4 separate regions of the Homo sapiens genome follow, and regions 1, 3 and 4 are each linked to region 2. The links are chromatin contacts, found by Hi-C or POLR2A ChIA-PET in ENCODE. All regions are on one chromosome and are shown on one strand. Each heading gives the region's core, a stretch centred on a gene start or an enhancer-like site at or near the end of the contact. The rest is flanking DNA. Distances are from core to core; before and after follow the strand shown. Region 1 holds the start of LINC00921 (long intergenic non-protein coding RNA 921). Region 2 has its middle 10 kb from the start of IL32. Region 3 holds the start of ZNF200 (zinc finger protein 200). Region 4 holds the start of ZNF263 (zinc finger protein 263).

Region 1 (2,700 bases), core at 51-2,550, 190 kb after region 2:
TGGGTGAAAGAGTGAGACTGTTTCAAAAAAAGAAAGAAAAGAAAAGAGAACACTCTGGCTTCCATAAGAGACAAGAGATGAGAAAGGTGGAAACAGAGAGGAGAAAGCAATCTATTGTCACAATGCAGGAAAGCGACTGCAGGGCCCTGAACCACTGTGGAGGCAGAAGGGTCAGATTCTGGGTGATTCTGAAAGCAGGGCTGACATGATAAGGGTAGACTGGATACTGGCGGGTGTGAAGATGCATCTAAGATACCTGTTTCTGGCCAGATTTTACAAAGGGCCCTTGTTGCTACCTTAAGGAGTTAGTGTTGAATCCTGCAGCAGCTAAGAGCTTCTGCAGGATCTCCCTCTCAACTTGGACCAACCCACCTGCCGATCCCAGCCCAGATCAATGAGATCTGCTGCCCAGTCCCCTACGCAGATAACACTAATTGTAACTGATCTTTCTGAGGGCACCTCCTGAGCAGCTTGGAAACGGAGGGAGAGGAGAGGAAGCCAGCTTCCCAAAGTGGGGTGTGGCAGGTGGCCTTAACCCTGCTGAAGGGCTGCAGTCATGGGGCTCTGAATAGATCCCCACACCACTCACCAATGAGCTTCATTTGGAAGGCGGTAACGTTAAACAAGAGGGTTTGTAAAAAATAAAGGCCTACACACATAATTTTTTCTGATTATTAAATCTAGGTGGAGAGTACGTGAGTATTCATGTTACTCTCTCAACTTTCTTGTGCTTAAAAATCTTAAAATAAAAACTTTAATACGCTCTGTCCTACCAATATTTATAGGAACCTGACTAGCAGCCAGGCTTTGGACACGCAATCCCCGGCCACCAAAGGGCTGACAGGCTAGTGAAAGGGGCAGAAAAATAACAAAACTGTGTCTGGAAGGCAGCTACTCCCTTTTTTTGTTTGTTTGTTTTTTGAGACGCAGTCTCACTCTGTCGCCCATGCTGGAGTGCAGTGGCGCGATCTTAGCTCACTACATGTGCCTCCGGGGTTCAAGCGATTCTCCTGCCTCAGCCTCCTGAGTAGCTGGGACTACAGGCGCGCGCCACCACGCCCGGCTAATTTTTGTATTTTTTAGTAGAGACAGGGTTTCACCATATTGGTCAGGCTGGTCTCGAACTCCTGACCTCGCGATCCGACCGCCTCGGCCTCCCAAAGTGGTGGGATTACAGGCGTGAGCCACCGCGCCCGGCCCTTTGTTTTCTTACCAACTAAGCAGCAGCACTGACACTGTTTCCTTTGAGGTTCCGTTTGCTGAATCCTGCCCTCTAAGGTGCTCCGCCCTTCCACTCCCCGCCCCGTGCTGCTGTCATTCCCACGCCTCACCCTGTTTTGCAACTTCTTGTTTATGAGCCTGGAAGCCACGAAGTGGTGGGAAATACGAGATTCAAATATCTGGTGGCCGTGTGACGTGAGTAAATTACTCGATTTTTCTCAGTTTCCATTTCCTATCAAATGGGTTGTTCTGGGAATTCGGGGAAGTAACAGTGCCGGGAACCGCGGGAGGAACCGCCAGCTGCGTCCTCGGACGTCCCCAAAGCCCAGGGCGGCGACTGGCACGACTGTCAGGGGCGCGTCTGTTAAGAGGACAGGGGGTCCCGCCCCGGCACAGCCGTCTCCTCCAGGACCCCTCCCGCCGACGCCCCACGGACCCCACGCCCGAGCGGAGACCGGCGCGAGTCCGGGGTCTCCGGTCCGGCAGCCCCTCCCTGGCCCGGCGCCCCAAAGGGAAGCGGCCTGGGGGAGGAGACGTGTGGAAAGAGCGGCAGAAGATAAAGAGGAAGTAGCGGTAGAGAATAAAAAGGAACTGTCCGCAGTGTGCCCGGACGCGGGGAGGCGCTGGGGTCAAGCGAGACCCGACCTGCACGCAATTCCCGCCGGGGTCCCGGCCTGCCTGCGGGAGGGAAAGGACCCAGGGCGGCTTCTGCCAAAAGTGCGGCTTCTGCCGAAAGTGCGTCTTCTGCCGAGGGGCCCACATAAGGCGCGACAGACACTCCAGCCCGACCCCGACGCCCCGCCCTCACGCATGCACATGCGCGGAACACTCCCAGAAACACATCTCCCAGAGCGCCCCGGGAGCACGCGAGCCAATTGGAGGGCGGATTAGCGGGGGCCCACGTCTCCCAGAGGTCTCCGAGTCGCGGCTCTGTTGGTCTGATTGGCAGCCGCAACAGCCTATAGCTGCTTTTCGCCGGAGGGGCCACGCGCCGTTTGCCGGGACTGAGCCGCTGTTGTCGCTGGTATCCCGGGAGCAGCGCCGGCAAGTGGAGTCGTCGTATTCCGGGCGGCCCGCGGCCCACGGGGATGGGACGTCCCGGGGCTGTGCTGACCCCAAAACCCTTCCACACTTTATTAGCCTGTCGCCCTTCTTTCATGTTTACAGCAAATATTTTCCGAGTGCCTAATGTGTCCCACTTACTGTGCCACGTGCGAGGGTGCACGTGTCAGGCAAGATCGCTGTTCCAAGGAGGCTGAGAACAAGTAAATGGTAATTACCAGTTATGACCAAAGCTGTGAAAGGAACAGATACATCAGCCTAACAGCAGCACTGCCGTTTTCTCCCTTATAATCAGCAGAGGCGGGCTAGAGCAAGGATTCTCAAACTCTGCCCCCTCAGAACCCTAGAGTACGGTTGCTGAAACTTCTGTTTTTTCCTTTTGAACAAATCTAGTAACATGCTGTGAGCCAGAGAGGT
Region 2 (2,700 bases), core at 67-2,566:
GATGGACAGATACTGGCACAGAGGCAGGGATGGATGGACAGATGCAGGCACAGAGGCAGGGACAGACAGACAGATGCATGCACAGAGGCGTGTATGAATGGTTGGAAGGATGCATGCACAGAGGCAGTGATGGATGGGTGGGGAGATTGGATGGATAGATGCCGGTAGGTCGTTCTTGTCCTGGAGGAGGTGATCCAGGCTAAGTCCTCACACCGGGAGGGGCAGGAGGCGAGCATGGGGAGATACAGCTGTGTGTCCCAGTGCACTGGAAGTTACAGATGACATCGATGTCCTGTCCTGATGAAACAGGAAACACAATTGTCATTTGAAAGTTAGGGCTGAGGGCCGGGCGCGGTGGCTCACACCTGTAATCCCAGCATTTTGGGAGGCTGAGGCGGGGGGGTCACCTGAGGTCAGGAGTTCGAGACCAGCCTGGCCAACATGGTGAAATCCCGTCCCTACTAAAAATGCAAAAATTAGCTGGGTGTGTTGGTGGGGCGCCTGTAATCCCAGATACTCAGGAGGCTGAGGCAGGAGAATCACTTGAACCTGGGAGGCAGAGGTTGCAGTGAGCTGAGATCACGCCATTGCACTCCAGCCTGGGTGACAGAGGAAGACACCGTCTCAAAAAAAAAAAAAAAAAGAGACAGAAAAGAAAGTTGGGGGCCGGGGCTGGATGAAAGCTTGAGGGGCTGTGGGCCTGGCATGGGGCTGAGGGGAGTGTGCAGGAGCTGCCTGCCAAAGCCTGGGGCAAGGATGATAGGAGGTGCTGGGGCCCCTGTGGACTGCCCTCTGAGAATCTCGTGAGGCTGGGTCTGCACAGCTGTGGTTGTGTAACTTCCCCCAGATGCATGGTGTGACAAGGGTGCAGGAAGGGGTGCAGGGCCCGGAAGCTCAGTGTGGTTAAAGACATGCAAGGCAGGATAGAAGGTGAGAGATGAATGATATGGCCGTGATCAAAACACCAAACTTCAGTTTCTCAGAAAAAGGACTCAGAGCAACAAGAGAACCTACAGTCAACAAGGACATTCATCAGCGCACATGTGATTTGAGCAAGACCATTGAAGCCCCTGCTGAACGGCAGGCTGGCAGAGCCAGGGTACCTGGCCATCTACCTTGAAGTCTCTGTGCCTCAGTTTCCTCCTCTGTAAAATGGACATAGGGGACAGGTTTGGTGAGAAGTGAATGAAAACGTGTTTGCTACCCCTCTTAGGACTCATGTTTCATGCTTAGATGCTCAGCTAGTGGTTTTAGGGACCGAGAGAAATTTGCTTTTCAGTTCACCAGGTCGTTACCTATGAACCTGCCCTGAGCAGTGCTGACCTTAGTTAGAGATGGCCATGAAACTCATCCGCATGGGGTAATTGGGGCCTCCCTGTGGTGCTGCAGGGCTATGTCTCTGTCTTGGTCTCTTCAGGCCTCTCAGCAGCTGGAGCAGGAGCTGGCAGGCAGCTCACCGATGGATAAGGAGCTGGGCTTTGGCCAGGGCTGACATGGGAAGCGTCTCGGTCCTGCCGGTCCTGGCGCCTGAGCTGAATCCGGAGGGAAGAGGCTGCTGTGGTGGGAACAGGCTGGGAGCCAGGCCTGGCGCTGGGGCCGGCAGGCTGTGTTCTGAGAGTGCCTGCTAGAGGAGCTCTGTGTTCCCAAGGAGATGGAGGAAGACCTGGGGTGGGGGTGGTACAGGGTAGGGAGAGGAGGGGCAGAGGCTGTGGACAGGGAGATGGGGGAGGGGGGATGGAGGACTCAAGGGATGTAAGGGATATGGCTTGAGGAGGGATGGGGGCAGGAATGAGGGAAGGTCTTGGGTCAAGGACATGGACCTACATCCCCAGCAGATGGGGGAGATGGGCGGGGGTTGCTGACCATAGACTGGAGCTGGGAGGAGGGTACGCTGCCAGGGCTGGGGCTGCCAGCAGAGAATGGCACGCACCTTATAGGCTCCTGCCCCTGCCCCACTGCCCCCTCAAGTTCAAGTTTCTTTTTCTTTTCTTTCTTTTTTTGAGACGGGGCCTTGTTCTGTTGTCCAGGCTGGAGTTCAGTGACATGGTCATGCGTCACTGCAGCCTCGACCTCCCCAGCTCAAGCAAGCCTCCTGCCTCCCTGCCTCAGCTTGGAACCTGAGTAGCTGGGACCACAGGCGTGCACCACCATTCCTGGCTATTTTTTAATTTTTTTGTAGAGAAGGGGGTTCTCCTTATGTTGCCCAGGCTGGTCTTGAGCTCCTGGGCTCAAGTGAAACTCCTACCTGAGCCTCCCAAAGTGCTAGGATTACAGGAGTGAGCCACCACACCCAGCTCCTTCCCCTCAAACTTCTGTGCAAAAAGTGCTCCCTTCCCAGAGGAGGGTCCCCATCTGTGTGTAAGGTGGCCCCTTCCTCTATGTGTTCTCTGGGTCGCTTCAGCCCTGTGGCCCAGTGTCCAGCACAGCCATGCTGAGTGGGTGACTGGAGAAAGGGATCGTGGAGGATTGGGGCAGGGGGGTGCTGGGCAGAGGCGGCTGGGGTCACCTCTGGAAGGTGTCCTGCTGTTCCTGTTGGCTGCAGCTGCACTTGCAGGGCCTTCCTGTGCCCCCCTTTCCTGGTGCAGGGGCACCCTCTGCTTGCTGAGACCAGCTCGGTCAGGGAGATCTTAAACCAGGGGCGCTAGAGGAATTAAAGACACACACACAGAAATTCAGAGGTGCGAAGTGGGAAATCAGGGG
Region 3 (2,700 bases), core at 94-2,593, 160 kb after region 2:
GGAAATCTGCCAGAGAGCCAAGCTGTAGACAGAGAAACCAGGGATTACCCAAAAGACCAGGCACGGCATTACTGCACTCCAATATGTGGCATGGCTGGTGAGGCTACATGAGATCTAAAGAAAACGACAGCTGGGATAGGGAAATCATAACTGAAACGCAGTATTTGAACAAGATATGCTTAGGAAGATGTGAAAGGAAGATCCTGAGAATGAAAAACAGAGACTGTGCAAACCTCAAGTCCAAAGGGAAGGGAGTAAGGGTGGAGCGGAGAAGGCCAAGGTCCAGCCTCCTGAGAAATACAAAGTGTGGCCAGGTACCGGTGGCTCACACCTGTAATCCCAGCACTTTGGAAGGCCCTGGCGGGTGGATCGCTTGAGTCCAGGAGTTCAAGACCAGCCTGGGCAACACAGCAAGACACCGACTCCATAAAAAAAAAAAAAATTAGCTGGGCGTGGCGACACAAGCCTGTGGTCCCAGCTACTGGGGAGCTGGGAGGATTGCTTGTGCCCAGGAGGTCGAGGCTGCAGTGAACTGTGATCGCGCCACTGCACTGCAGTCTGAGCGACAAAGCAAGACCCTGACTCTAAAAAAAGAAAGGAAAAGAGAAAGGAAAGAAGGAGGAAGGGAATCAGGGAAGAGAAAGAAAATAAAAGGAAAAAGAAAGAAAAGACAGAAAGAAAGACGGTGTGTAAAACCCACCAGGAATAGGTTAAATCAGGCTTGGAGAAAGAGCAATGGGCTAGAAGACAGGAAATCTGGGGTCAATACCGAGGACATCTGCCTAAAAGCAGGTTGGTCACTGAATCTGGCCATACTGTACCCCTCGAACCGAAGCTCCCTCCGGTGCCCTTTGGGCGGGGAGGCGGTTGGTGACTCTCCCGGGGAGCAGATGCAAGGCCGAGGAGGTGTCCACACACCGCCTGCCGACTCCTCTCCGCCGTCAAAGCTCTGCTGAGAGCGGCAGGCGACATCCCACTAAGGACCGCCGGGCCAGGCTCACTCTGGGGCCTCTTCCGCTGGTCAAGGAACACCTTTACCGTAAAGCTCAGCGTGCGCCCCTGCCTGAGGCGCTCACCAGGCTCCCTACCCGGCCTTGCTCCCTCAGCAACGGACACGCTCCGCTCCCCAGAGGCGGCCTCAGCCTGGTTCCCGCCCTCACGGAGCCCCTCACCTCTCGGGGCCTCTGCAGCCCCTGAGCGTTTGCTGGGGACGGCTCAGAGACTCAGGCTCCGGGAGAGATAGAAAAACTAGGCGCGAGCGGTCGAGCCCTCCCCTCGCCCTTCCGAGTGCCCTCACAGGTCGCCGGCGACTATTCGTTCGCGCCGCCGCCAGTTGAGGAGAACGGCAGGGACTCGGTGCCTTCTGGGAAGTCGGGCGCTCTGCGGCTGTGACGTCACAACCGGTGCCTTGTTTCCGGTGCAGAAGCCTGGTCTCCCCGTTCGGAGCCGGCAGTCTGCGCTTGAGACGTTAAGACTTGAGACAGGCCAGAGGAGCTCTCAGGGCCGGAGGGAGGCCAGGACGGCTGTAGCCTCTCTGTGGTTCTGCCTGGAAGACGGAAGGCAGGTGGTTGGCTCTAGTCATCCACGACGGGCTGGCACCTCTCCAGCTGCGGCCAGTCTAACCCCAGGGCCTGCTGGGAAATGTAGTTCGAATGCAAACAACCAATGGACGACCGTCAGGCGCGGCGGTTGGGGCGGGGCAGGCCCCCCCACCGCCCCACCCCCCGCCCACCCAGCGCCCGCGCTCCCCCCACCCCCCACCCCGCCACCCCCCTACCCCGCCACTCCCCCACCGCCCTACTCTCCCCACCCCCCACCCCCCTACTCTCCCCACCCCCCACCCCCCACCCCGCCACCCCCCACGGCGCCACCCCCCAACCCCCACCCCCCTACTCTCCCCACCCCCCTACTCTCCCCACCCCCCTACTCTCCCCACCCCCTACTCTCCCCACCCCCCTACTCTCCCCACCCCCCCACCCCCTACTCTCCCCACCCCCCTACTCTCCCCACCCCCCTACTCTCCCCACCCCCCCACCCCCTACCCTCCCCACCCCCCCACCCCCCTACCCTCCCCACCCCCCTACCCTCCCCACCCCCCTACCCTCCCCACCCCCCTACCCCGAGGCTTAAAGGAAGCAAGCTATCTCTCCGACCGGAAAATCAAGACGCCTCCGCGGTTTCCGCCTTTTACTGCGGTTCTCCAGTAAAAAGACTGCGGAGGCGGACAGGGTGTGGCCGCCATGGGACTCCGCCCCCGCTCTGGTGACTCCCATAGGTTAGAGATGGGGCACCGACATTGCCCACTCCAGCTTGCTAACTTCTACACTGCTGTCCGCACCGGCCGTCTTGTTTTTAAAGACATCTTAATTGCCCTTCTCCTACTGTCTCGGTTTCCTTTCTCAATTTCAGCTTCCTACGGAGGCCGAACAGAGTTTTGTGTTTGTGCGTTGTATCCACACTCGGTTCGTTCCCCAGTGACGCACTGATCAGGGTTCGGACAACTTGTGGGCAGGGATGGCCTTATTTCTCGATGTAATACCAGCCTCCAGAAAGTTGACAAAAGTAAAAATATAAATGAATGCCTCTTCTTAAAGTTAATTATACCTGACTAATGGCTGACGATGGCTTAAAATATGTTACAAAGAAACGAGTATGAAAACTGTGTGGCACCAAGACATTCTAGAAAAATAAGGAATATCT
Region 4 (2,700 bases), core at 61-2,560, 210 kb after region 2:
AACAAGAGCGAAACTCCGTCTCGGAAAAAAAAAAAAAAGAAAAAAACTAAAATATCAGTACTCTTTTCACTTAGTCATCACAAACCCCTTTAATCCCATATTACCCTCTACTATCATGGTAGCCTCACCTTTGACGACAGACTAGCTGTGTGACCCAAGTAAATGACTTCAGTGCCACCACCTGTAGGAAGGGGCTGCTAATAGCATCTGCTTCATACTAACGTGTTTTCAGGATCGATCTGCATATAAACGCTCAATACACGGTAACTGATTGTCACATTCTATCCCAGGACGCTTCCATTTGCGGATCTCATGGCCCGGAGGACCTGGGCCGCCTCACAACTGGGCAGCCCCGCTCACCGACACAAAGCCCACAACCGCGCCCAATAGGGAATCGGCCCTGCGGCCCTCCTGCCACTCGCCCCCAACTATCACAGTCCACGGCGGAGCTGGAGGCAGATCCCGCCCTTGCAGGGCTGGGTAAGAGACTGAAACTTGGAGAATGAACTGCAGGCGCTGCACATCTCGGGCAGATTTAAAATTCGGTCTAAAATCGGAAGCAGGTGCCGCGAACCCAGACCCGAGCGCTCCTCTGGGACGTCCAGCCGCAGAAGCGAGCCCAAAGCCCAGCAGGGTTCTCCGCGGGACTCGGGGTTTCAGAACCGCCGGGCTCTTGGGCGCTCGCCCAGGGCGCACGCGCAGTCGCGAGGCCGCGCCGCGGACTGCATCTCCCAGCAGGCCCCGCGCAGCAGGCCACGCGGCGCCACTGACTGGGCGGGCGGCTAGCTCCCTGGCCTCCCCGACATGCCGAGGAGCCCCTGGCTTCCGGAGCCGACGAGGCCGCAGGGGCCAATGGGACCATCTTCAGCCAGCCCAGAGTAGCCGAAGCGGGTGGGGCCTGGCTTGGGAAAGGATTCATCCGGGGAAGCTGATTAACAATTCAGATTTCCGGGTCTCACCCCGACACTGACGCACTGGAGAGCGCGTGGCCCTGGGATCTGCGTTTTCCCAAGCGCTCCGGAGTAATTCTAACCCAGGTTGCCCGCCAGTCACAACGACCTCAGGCTTGTTTTCTTCGCTTGGATCCAGCTGCCCTGCCCCCAGTCACTCCCAGAATTTCAGGGCGCGCCCCGTGGCCCCGCCTCTCGTCTCCAATTGGTCCCTCGCTCATCCAGTCCCCGTAGGCCAATCTTCCCTTCTCATTGGTAGGCGGTGAGTGTGTGGAGAAACCTGACCTAATGGGCGCTGGAGTTCGCAAAACGTGACCCGGAAATTGGTCACGAGCAGGCGCCGTGGGCTTGTGGACGCCTAACTTGCGCGCTGAGATTTCCGGCGTGGGAGCAGAGGTCTGAGTCTTGCGTGGGTCCTCTATATAGGGTGAGAAGCGTGGCGCTCGGTTCCTGCCTCGGGGAAGTCCTGGCGCAGATGGGCCACGGGGCCGGCGTGGCGGCGCCTGGGACCGACTGAGGCCTAGGCGCCGGAGCCGGCCGCGCCTGGGCTGGAGCGGGGCTCCTCGGCCTGGACTGGGAGCCCCCGGCCCCGGGCTCCTGCTGGCGCCGTCCAACCTTACATGGGTTCAGGGCGCCTTCGTAGGCGGGCACGGCTGGTTTCGGGCTAAGGCGCTCTGGAGACCTGACGATGGCGTCGGGCCCGGGCTCCCAGGAACGGGAAGGGCTCCTGATAGTGAAGCTGGAGGAGGACTGCGCCTGGAGCCAGGAGCTGCCCCCACCTGACCCAGGACCGAGCCCCGAGGCCTCCCACTTGCGCTTCAGACGGTTCCGCTTCCAAGAGGCAGCTGGTCCCCGGGAAGCCCTCAGCCGGCTCCAAGAGCTTTGCCATGGGTGGCTTCGGCCTGAGATGCGCACGAAGGAGCAGATCTTGGAGCTGCTGGTGTTAGAGCAGTTCCTGACCATCCTGCCCCAGGAGATCCAGAGCAGGGTGCAGGAGCTGCATCCGGAGAGCGGCGAAGAAGCGGTGACCCTTGTGGAGGATATGCAGAGAGAGCTTGGGAGACTGAGACAACAGGTGAGAGAGAGAGAGAGCTGTTTTATCTGTGGTTTGTTTAGCCCTGAGCACTGGGACATTGCGCCCCCGGTCGAATTCAAGTAAATTGCCCTGAGTAGACCTTACGTGGGGAAGAGGACTTGTGATTTAACCTGGAACACTCATCCTCCAGATTTTCCCCCAAATGAACGAAAGCAGTGAAGAGTGCCCTGTTTCCACGCGGAGGCGGTGTCCCTGCAACAGTTAGTGTTAGCCATGGAGTTAGATCGCCAGCGTTCAAATCCTCAATCTGCTAGTACTAGCTTTGTTACTTTGGCAAGTTACTTGATCTCTTTCGGCCTGTTTTCCTATTCGTAAAATGAGGATATTAACATACTTTCTAGGGCTTAGAGGGAGAGCAGCATGTAAAGTTGTGAACACTACTAGCTTATGAGTGCTTAGTACTTGTTACCTGTTGTTATGTTAGGGTCCACGGTCTGGTCTTCTCTGCAAAGCTGGGCCTCCGTTAATTGTGAACTTTGAAAGATAATTTGGCACCGAGGCCCTGAGGTCATTGGTCCCCAGGGCTACCCCAATTTAGCCTATCCTATAGTGAGGAATAGAAGCACCTAGAAAAGGTGGGGAGAGCAAAAGGGAGTGAGGTGTATCTTAAGAGCTGTGTGGGGAAGGTGTGCTCTGGGAGTGGGCCCTTTCCCT

What was found. Hi-C counts contacts between places; a loop is a spot of excess contacts on that map. ChIA-PET counts read pairs that join two places held with the same protein, here RNA polymerase II (POLR2A). Pooled maps may share reads with other maps.
Region 1: a pooled map shows a loop between it and region 2 (5-fold over the local background). The contact joins the promoter of LINC00921 here to the enhancer-like site in region 2. A Hi-C loop is called at or near these places in 7 of 50 pooled maps. POLR2A ChIA-PET finds 5 or more read pairs at or near these places in 3 of 52 experiments (activated B cell, activated T-cell and naive thymus-derived CD8-positive, alpha-beta T cell).
Region 3: a loop to region 2 is called in a pooled map, with 3 times the contacts of the local background. The contact joins the promoter of ZNF200 here to the enhancer-like site in region 2. A Hi-C loop is called at or near these places in 1 of 50 pooled maps. POLR2A ChIA-PET finds 5 or more read pairs at or near these places in 4 of 52 experiments (OCI-LY7, activated CD4-positive, alpha-beta T cell, activated T-cell and 1 more).
Region 4: a loop to region 2 is called in a pooled map, with 5 times the contacts of the local background. The contact joins the promoter of ZNF263 here to the enhancer-like site in region 2. A Hi-C loop is called at or near these places in 6 of 50 pooled maps. POLR2A ChIA-PET finds 5 or more read pairs at or near these places in 7 of 52 experiments (CD4-positive, alpha-beta T cell, CD4-positive, alpha-beta memory T cell, activated B cell and 4 more).

The regions. Positions count from the first base shown.
Region 1 is chr16:3,262,468-3,265,167 of GRCh38, forward strand. LINC00921 (long intergenic non-protein coding RNA 921) reads left to right here and starts at 1,301. Exons shown (of 2, transcript NR_033904.1): 1 at 1,301-2,700. RefSeq lists enhancers at 1,362-1,521, 1,962-2,061, 2,212-2,281 and a silencer at 1,542-1,721.
Region 2 is chr16:3,074,240-3,076,939 of GRCh38, forward strand. It overlaps the pseudogene LOC107984896. Among named protein-coding and RNA genes, the nearest start is that of IL32, 10 kb to the left of the region's middle. RefSeq lists a silencer at 279-462 and enhancers at 643-762, 833-922, 1,043-1,092, 2,440-2,489. Within about 2 kb of position 1,317, at least 16 of the 41 ENCODE cell types and tissues checked have a DNase peak (open chromatin) inside an H3K27ac peak, as active enhancers do; they include CD4-positive, alpha-beta T cell and OCI-LY7, where a contact is called at or near this core.
Region 3 is chr16:3,233,815-3,236,514 of GRCh38, forward strand. It overlaps ZNF200 (zinc finger protein 200), which reads right to left and starts at 1,344. Exons shown (of 5, transcript NM_198088.3): 1 at 1,173-1,344; 2 at 1-22. RefSeq lists enhancers at 1,383-1,442, 1,453-1,662.
Region 4 is chr16:3,282,181-3,284,880 of GRCh38, forward strand. ZNF263 (zinc finger protein 263) reads left to right here and starts at 1,311. Exons shown (of 6, transcript NM_005741.5): 1 at 1,311-2,025. The coding sequence starts at 1,639. RefSeq lists enhancers at 284-789, 900-1,089, 1,800-2,303 and a silencer at 1,460-1,619.